Regions from separate parts of the Homo sapiens genome. Here region 2 is linked to region 1. The links are chromatin contacts, found by Hi-C or POLR2A ChIA-PET in ENCODE. All regions are on one chromosome and are shown on one strand. Each heading gives the region's core, a stretch centred on a gene start or an enhancer-like site at or near the end of the contact. The rest is flanking DNA. Distances are from core to core; before and after follow the strand shown.

The links. Hi-C counts contacts between places; a loop is a spot of excess contacts on that map. ChIA-PET counts read pairs that join two places held with the same protein, here RNA polymerase II (POLR2A). Pooled maps may share reads with other maps.
Region 2: POLR2A ChIA-PET joins it to region 1 with 11 read pairs in activated B cell. The contact joins two enhancer-like sites. A Hi-C loop is called at or near these places in 3 of 168 maps with a recorded cell type or tissue (GM13976, GM18951 and mammary epithelial cell), 1 of 37 single-sample maps with no recorded cell type and 1 of 50 pooled maps. POLR2A ChIA-PET finds 5 or more read pairs at or near these places in 5 of 52 experiments (GM10248, WTC11, activated B cell and 2 more).

What each region holds. Positions count from the first base shown.
Region 1 is chr17:20,100,938-20,105,325 of GRCh38, reverse strand. The region is part of intron 2 of SPECC1 (sperm antigen with calponin homology and coiled-coil domains 1); the gene reads right to left. Among named protein-coding and RNA genes, the nearest start is that of SPECC1, 94 kb to the right of the region's middle. Within about 2 kb of position 1,725, at least 5 of the 41 ENCODE cell types and tissues checked have a DNase peak (open chromatin) inside an H3K27ac peak, as active enhancers do.
Region 2 is chr17:20,298,676-20,303,063 of GRCh38, reverse strand. The region is part of intron 13 of SPECC1 (sperm antigen with calponin homology and coiled-coil domains 1); the gene reads right to left. Among named protein-coding and RNA genes, the nearest start is that of FAM106B, 120 kb to the left of the region's middle. Within about 2 kb of position 2,248, at least 6 of the 41 ENCODE cell types and tissues checked have a DNase peak (open chromatin) inside an H3K27ac peak, as active enhancers do.

The DNA of each region.
Region 1 (4,388 bases), core at 476-2,975:
GTCAGGAGTCCAAGACCAGCCTGAGCAACATAGTAAGACTCCATTTCTACAAATAATCTTTTTTAAAAATTAGTGGGGTGTGGCACTGCGTGCCTGTAGTCCTAGCTACTCAGGAGGCTGAGGCGGGAGGATCGCTGGAGTTCGAGGCTGCAGGGAGCCATGATTGCACCACTGCACTCCAGTATGGGCAACAGAGCAAAACCCTGTCTCCCGCCCCCCCACCGAAAAAAAAAAGAGAAAGCAGTTGGCGTATCTCTAGAGTTGTGCCCTTAGTTAAAAATTTAAAGCATTTTATTAAGAACATAAATGTTGGAGGCTCTCATCATCTTCAACATCATCATTGCAGCTGTTTTCCTAGTGGCTCTCCATGGTGGTTCTCCAGGCTGGCAGCAACAGAAGCATCTTTAGATTTACAAACAAAATCTAAATCCTCCTTTGGAAGGAGGGCATGAAGTACCATGCTGTATTAGGAATCGGGCAACCTGTGAGCCATGGAGCCCTGGAAAGGTTTGGATCTGGTAGCTCAGTCTCCTCACCTCCAAAAGAGAATTTTTTTTTCTTTTTTTTTTTTTTTTTTTTTTTTTTGAGACAGTCTCACTCTTTCACCCAAGCTGGAGTGCAGTGGCACAATCTCGGCTCACTGCAACCTCCGCCTCCCAGATTTGAACGATTCTCCTGTCTCAGCCTCCCAAGAAGCTGGGATTACAGGCACGTGCCCCCACACCCAGCTAATTTTTGTATTTTTAGTAGAGACGGGATTTCACCATGTTGGCCAGGCTGGTCTCAAACTCCTGACCTCAGGTGATCCACCTGCCTCGGCCTCCCAAAGTGGCGGGATTACAGGCATGAGCCACCGTGCCTGGCCAACAAAAGAGAATTTGAATCACCTAAGATCCTTCTCCCTGTTTATGTCCTCATTGCTATGAGACTGCATATGCTTATTAGGCTTAAAGAGTTTATTGATCAGTGTCACTGCATTTTGTGCACATGTACTCAGAGCACAAACAGCAGAGAATACAAAAATACCCCACACTGTCTGGGCTGATTAGCTGAAGAAGGAATGTGCTGATGCCTTCACGATCCTGCACTGACTGTACTCATCACGCCTTCTGTTTAGTACACATAGTGGCTGCTTTTTCACCCTCCTTACATCAGAAAAACTGCACCATTAAGGGCCCAGGGTAAATGTCAAATATCGTACTAACCAACTGATTGTAACCTCCACTTCAAACATGCTGATTTTTGTCCACTGATCCTAAAACAGACTTTATATTCATTCCACAAACATAGAAATGCCACCACTCATAGCCTAGGGCCTGGATGCAGCAACATTTCACACGGAAAAGAATGTGAACAATGGGTCCTGAGCAGAGGGTGGGGCTCCCTTTCTCGTCCCCCTTCTCCTCTCCCCTTCTCCTCCAGCCAGCTCACCCACAGTAAAAGAGCCCTTAGAATATGGGAACACCTAGTATGTTAGCTGTAAAGGCTGAAGGGGATTCCAGCCATCCAACAGCCTTTCAGTGAATCCTGCAGTGAGATAAAGTCCAGATTTCAGTGCCAGGAGGAAGTGGACGGGGGATGCGGACGTCCTGGGGAGAGAGGGGGGCACTCCTCCTGGGATGCCATGCTCCTAGGGAGACTGCAGCAGCCCTCCACATGTATGTGGGAGAGGGAAGGGAAGATCGGCAGGAGAAACAGCTCCAAACCCCTCCCTCCCTTCTTGTCACTTTGCCAGGGCTGCTTCTGTCGGGCTTGTGGCTTCTCCATTCCTGTCCCTCCCATTCTGAACACTGTAATTCAGCTAAGCTTTACCAAAAACCCACTAGAGGCTGGACGTACATCTTTAGCCTACGTCCACTTAGAAGATCTGTATGCTGTGCATATGGCATGAATGTCAAAGTGAATCAGGAGGCCCTGCCGATCAGAGTTAACCACCTAAAGAGGAGGTTCCCATATAACCACACAGAACACACTGAGGACAGCACTAAGCTGCAGAGAAACGAATGTGGAGAAAGCCCAGGAGGGGCTGGGGGAGTCCCAAGACCTCACAGAAGAGGCCATGATTCAGTTTTTCTCAGGCAGAGAGGGCAGGGAGGCATTCTGGAGGGGTGGGTGTCTTCCACAGCAACACCAGGCTGAAGACCAACAGGAGCCAGGAGGTCCCCATCCCACGTCACAGGGGTTGGGAAAAAAGCTATGTCACGTGGCAGCACAGTTTAGTGGCCAAGGGCTGAAAATACAGACCACCTGGGTCTGAATCCTGGCTCTGCCAGTGCTTAGCTGTGTGACCTTGGGCAAATCACGTCCTCTCTGTGCTTTGGTTTCTTCACCTAAAAAGTAAGTATGATCATGGTACCCACTTCAGAGTGTTGCTCTGAGGATTAAACAAGTTAGCCATGCAGTGTGCTTAGGATAACAGTGTCTGACACAGTATGCATTGAACAGACACCAACTATAACGATAACAAATGAAAATCATCATTATTGTTTTTACTATTGTTATCCTGTAAAAACTAAATTCAAATTAAGGCAAGGAGGAGGAGGGAGGAGGGGAGTGTTTTTAGGAAAAATGAACGCAATGCAACGGGGATTCCAGAGAGTACAATAGAACATCAAGCAAGTCATCAACCTCTCTGAACCTCAGGCTCTTCTTCGGTAAATCCATCCAAGAACAATATTCAGTAAAAATGCATAGTGTGCCTGCCTGTGATGCACCAGGCACAGCTAGAGATAACACACATCAGCTATTGTGTTCCATTTTGTGAGCCAGCCACACTCAGCTGACTCTGTCTCCTCTTGGACTAGGGGATTTTATGCTGCACTGTGGGTAGATGTGGTCCTGTCCTTCCCAGACAACAGGATAAGTATGATGTGCTGCAGGCCAGTGCTGTGCCACCTCCCTCCCATAGGGCATGGAGTTTGGGTAGCAGCAAAGCTTTCAAGGGGAGCACTTCATTTCCCCTGCACCTTCCACGAGGAATTCCATTTGAAAAAGACTGGTAGCTTAAAAGGTTTCCTGGGGGTAGGACATAAAGACAAAAAACTGATCCCACGTGTCCTTCAAAACAAACAGCTGAAGGTAGCTACTCTTACTTTGTCACTGCTTTTTGGATGCAACATCAAAAGGAAAGCTACCAGTCTCAGTTACTAATTCTTGCTCCTTCTCTATTCACCACTGCATTTTTTGCTTTGTTTCCTGGCCACAGCACCACTTGAGATTTCTGGCTTGCTCCAGAAGATCCTATGAAGGTGTGCACTTCGGTGCTGCTTTGCTATTTAGTAAGTATCTTCATTAACAGCTTCACTGATATTTAAGCTGCCAACCACCTGTATAAGAAAGTATATAAAAGGAAAAAGTTCAAATGCCTCACAGATTAAAGTAACTAAGAAATTCCTCTCAATTCCACAAAGATGTAGAAAAGAATTCACAGCCCTAAAATCATCAGACATAACATAATCTGGTCGTTACTGGTGGATAACATGTTATGGTTGGACACCGCTTCTCAAACTTGAGCAGACATCAGAGTCACAGGAAGGGTTTGTTAAAATGCACCTTTGTCCCGCTCATAGTGACATGGGAGCCTTAGGATCTGCTCAGTACATTCCTTTTCTGCTGAAGCAAGCTTAAGCCAATGTTTCATCATTTGCAACCAAGAGGACCCCAATTAATAGACCTGGGCCTCGCAAATGACACTGCAGGTTCTCTTCTTTCTGGGCTGTGCTCAGATACCACAAGGAGGATTTACAGGAGTGTATGCACCCTCCCTGAGTGTCCACGTCCCCAGCCTCTGCACCCTGCTTTCTTTCACTGCTCCTTCAGTTCAGGCCAATGTTGAAAGTCAGGTATTTAGACACTTCTCAAAAGAAGACATTTATGCAGCCAACAAACATGAAAAAAAGCTCATCATCACTGGTCACTAGAGAAATGCAAATCAAAACCATAATGAGATACCATCTCACGCCAGTTAGAATGGCGATCATTAAAAAGTCAGGAAACAACAGATGCTGGTGAGGCTGTGGAGAAATAGGAATGCTTTTACACTGTTGGTGGGAGTGTAAATTAGTTCAACCATTGTGGAAGACAGTGTGGTGATTCCTCAAGGATCTAGAACCAGAAATACCATTTGACCCAGCAATCTCATTATTGGGTATATACCCAACGGAATATAAATCATTCCACTAAAAAGACACATGCACATGTATGTTTATTGCAGCACTATTTTCAATAGCAAAAACTTGGAACCAACCTAAACATCCATCAATGATAGACTGGATAAAGAAAATGCGTCACATATACACCATGGAATACTATGCAGCCATAAAAAAGAATGAGTTCATGTCCTTTGCAGGGACATGGATGAAGCTGGAAGCCATCATTCTCAGCAAACT
Region 2 (4,388 bases), core at 999-3,498, 200 kb before region 1:
CCTGTACTGTCTCTGCCAAATGTATCAGGCTAAAAATATTTTATTGTTTTAATTTGTATTGATTACTAGTAAGGTCTAACGAGAAAGCATTTTTAAACTCAACGTTTTATGCAAAAACCTTCTAGTTTGATTCTAATGAAACCACTTGTTTTCTTTCCTCTTTTTTTTTTTTTTTTTTTTTTTTTAGATGGGCTCACTACTGCAGCCTCAAAATCCTGGGCTCAAGGGATCCCCCAGCCTCAGGCTCTGGAGTAGCTGGGATTACAGGCATGTTGCCACAACGCCTGGCACCGCTGTGTTTTCACAGTGTGCTGCATGCTGTTTCTTCTATGTTCAGTATCTGTTGTGAAAACACAAGCGGAGCAAGACGTGGTGGCAACATGCCTGTAATCCCAGCTACTCTGAAGCCTGAGGTGGGAGGATCCCTTGATGAAAAACTGTCTCAAAATACCCTGAAATAGTATACAGGGTGACATAGAATACAGAGAGGGGGTGGTTTTTTATTCACAACAGTAACTTTTATTCATTTTTGCAGCAGCAGAACATCTGTGACCAAGTGTTATTATCCCAATGCTCTTTCATTTGATCACTGTCACCACCACTGTGCAGAGGCCACCTGGGAGGCAGAAGCCACAGACAAGCAGCAGCTCCGAAGGGCCTCACTTCCCCCACGGGCTGTAAGCTTCAGATGCAGCTCAGCCCACAGGAGCCGGGCAGGGTGACGCCATCACTGCTTCAGTCTGCCCTGGTCGGGGGATGATGGTGCAGGCCTGGGACCTTCCAGTTCCAGGACAGCCTAAGTGCCCAACCTGTGGCAAAACTCTTAGTCACCAGCAGGGATTGAGGGGTTGGGCCCGTTGGGCCTCACACTCAAAACCGACGGGAGAAAGATGCCAATCCTAGAGTTCCCCCTCTCAGGGTCACACTTCATTCATTTCAGATACTGACATAAGCAAGGTCCAGTCCACTACCTGAGTCCGTCTGGACTAAGCAGAGAGTTGCAAAGGCGGACAAGTGAATGCCCTATCTTTTTACTGAAAACAATAAAAACAAAAATGGCTGGGCACAGTGATTCACCACTGTAATCCCAGAACTATTGGGAGGCCCAAGCGGGTGGATCACCTAAAGTCAGGAGTTTGAGACCAGCCTGACCAACATGATGAAACCCCATCTCTACTAAAAATATAAAAACTAGCCAGGTGTAGTGCCGTGTGCCTGTAGTCACAGCTACTCGAGAGGTTGAGGCAGGAGAATCGCTTGGACTTGGGAGGCGGAGGTTGCAGTGAGCTGAGATGGTACCACTGCGCTCCAGCCTGGGTGACAGAGTGAGACTCTGTCTCAAAACAGCAACAACAACAACAAAATGACAAAATCTTTCATGGACTGTAAATCGCACCCTGTGATCATATATCTCTTTACTATCATAGAAGACATGCTTGTTAGTTTTTATCAGAAATTCTCTACTTAATACCAATGTCAGACATAGTTTAATTGCTTCCATCCAGGTGGGGACACCTCATAATTTCTATACATTCTGGGCTATCAACAACTCTATCACATACTTTTTAGATTTTGATTTTAATAGTTTTACAAACATTAAAGGCTTCTCTTGGTGCCCTTTCTGATGTAAGTGTAAATTAAAAAAAAAAAAAAATGCCCTGGCACTGAGCACATAGGGGAACACGGCTCCAGGCTGGGGCTGGACACATGTGCCTCTCATCCTGATGACCCAAGGTATGTGCTGTATTCACATCCACTTGCTCCCTGTGAATCCCAGCTTCTAACACACTTTTAGGAAATCTTTCCTGCTCTTTCCCCTCTCTGCTCTAGTAAGATTCCCCCCGTGTGCTCAGTTTTATATGGTACGAGTCTGCCTGTTGGGATACGTTACTTTGAAAACCCACACCCGTAACTGTGATAGATATGGCCTCTCTCACCAAAAAGAACGCCAGCATCCCCCAGGGCAAGCCACACACCAAGAAGTGGCGAAATGTCACTGCAGCCACTGTGGCTCCTCCAGAGTGTGGCCAGGATGGGGCATTTAGGAAACAGGAGGCTGGTTGTTCCTTCAGAGAGTGGCAAACGGGCTGTAATTAGCAAATAAAATCCTAGGCTCTGGGACACAACCCAATTCAAGATTACTGTGAGGCCAAACAGATCCTAAAATGAAAAATTCCAGACATCCAGGGCTGACTCAGACTCTCATCACAGACCCACAGTCTTCCACACGCTGCCTTACACACTCCCTGGTGGTCGGGTGATTGGTCTGGGGAAGAAATTCAACCCTGCATGTAGGGAGCAGGGGCCTATACCATGGCCTCAGCCTGCCCCCACTGCATGCTGCCACGGCTGCGGGAGGCCTGGGCAGCTGGCGGAGCCTCTGCGCTCAGAATCGCAGAGACTAGGGCCAGACACAGGGGCTCTGGCCCAGGAGGCAAGGCTCACAATTTGGAGCCTGAGAACAAACACTTTTAGGTCCATAATTTTCCAATACAGCCATGCTGATTCAAGGACAAAGCAGCCAGTCTGTCTGGATGACTGCAGGGAGTGACGCACACACACTGTCAGGAGGACGTAGGTGTGTGCATGTGTGGGCTTCACCCAGCACAGTGTTAGAAAGGCCTTCTGACTATTTTCAGTGCTTTTATGCCCACTATTTCCTCAGTTATCTCTCCAACATCGTATCAGAAAAGCAGACACTAAGACATCAAGAGGGCAGGGAGGGAATAAATGCATAGATGACACCTGTGACCCGTGAGGCCGCTGAAGCCTGTGGCCCCAGCTCAGGCCACCTCTCTGGCTGCTCCTTCCTGGTCCCCTTTGCTGTGTCCTCCTCCTCTACCTCCACAACAAACACTGGGGTTCCCAGGTGTGTTCCTCGGTCCTCCCTCTGTATGCTTCCCTAAGACCAAGGGACTGGGTGCTCTCCTCCACTCTTAATGGCTTTAAATTCCATTTGTGCCCATGCTGTCCAACATGGCAGCCACACATGATGTGGTTATTTAACATGAAAATTGAAATTAAAAATTCAGTCTTCAGTCACATCTGCCACATTTCAAGTGCTCAAAAGCAGGTGTGGTTGGTGGTTGCCCTGTGGGCAGTGCAGATACACAACATTCCCATCATCCCAGGAACCTGCATTAGACAGCATGGATCTCTTCATGGACGACCCCCAGATCTGTGTTTCAAGCTCTGCTCTCCCATCCAGCTCCGGATTTGCTGTGCAATCGCCTGCCTGCCATCACCACCTGCATATTTCACAGCCCCTCAGACTTCACATGATTTAAATACAATCTTTCCCCCAGAATGTTTAATAATCCTGTACAGCCTGCTTCACAAACAAAGCACCCCACAGAAAAGTAATTTAAATATTTTAATACATTCTGTGATGGTTAATTGCATGTGTTAACTTGGATAGGCATGGCACCCAGATACTTGGCCAAATATTATTCTAGATGTTTCTGTGAAGGTTTTTTTTCTTTTCTTTTTTTTTTTTTTTTTTTTTTTTGAGACAGGGTCTCTGTCACCCAGGCTGGAGAGCAGTGGTACAATCATGGCTTGCTACAGCCTCAAACTCCCAGAGTCAAGTGATTCTCCCACCTCAGCCTCCTGAGTAGCTGGGATCTCAGATGTGCGCCACCAAGCTCAGCTAATTGAAAAAAAATTTTTTTTGTAGAAATGGAGGTCTGCCTATGTTGCCTAGGCTGGTCTTAAACTCCTGGGCTCAAGTGATCCTCCTGTCTCAGCCGCCCAAAGTGCTGGGATTACAAGTATGAGCCCCCACACATGGCCCAAGTTTAACATTTAAAGCAGGAGACTTTCGGCAAAGCAAATGACCCCAGTTAGTGTGGGTGGGCCTCATCTAATCAGGTGAAGGCCTTAAAAGAAAAGGCTAACCTCACTGAAGAAGAGGGAATTCCACCAGCAAATGGCCTTCACATTGGGACTGTAGTATCAGCTCTTCCCTGAGTCTCCAGCCTGCTGGCTTACCCTGCAGATGCTGGACTTGCTAGCTTCTATAATCTCGAGCTAGTTCCTTAGAATAAATCTCTCTCCCCAGCCCCCACCTCTCTCTCTCTCTCTCTCTACATACACACACACACACACACACACACTCTCTCTCTCTCTCTCTCTCTCTCTCTTTTGGTTCTGCTTTTTTGGAGAATTCTAACACCTTAAAAATTAAATTACTTTGCTCAGTTTTTGTCATTGCTATGATCCTTCTTTGTACTTTATTTAAATCCTGATGTGGGATAATCGAAACAGAGCTTTTAAACATATCTATGCCCTCCCCATCTCAGAAAATGGCCCTTTCAAACTAGACACCAGGGCGTCATCTTTGACTCCTTCCTCTCCTCCTCCCCTACAACCAATCTGTCACTAAATCC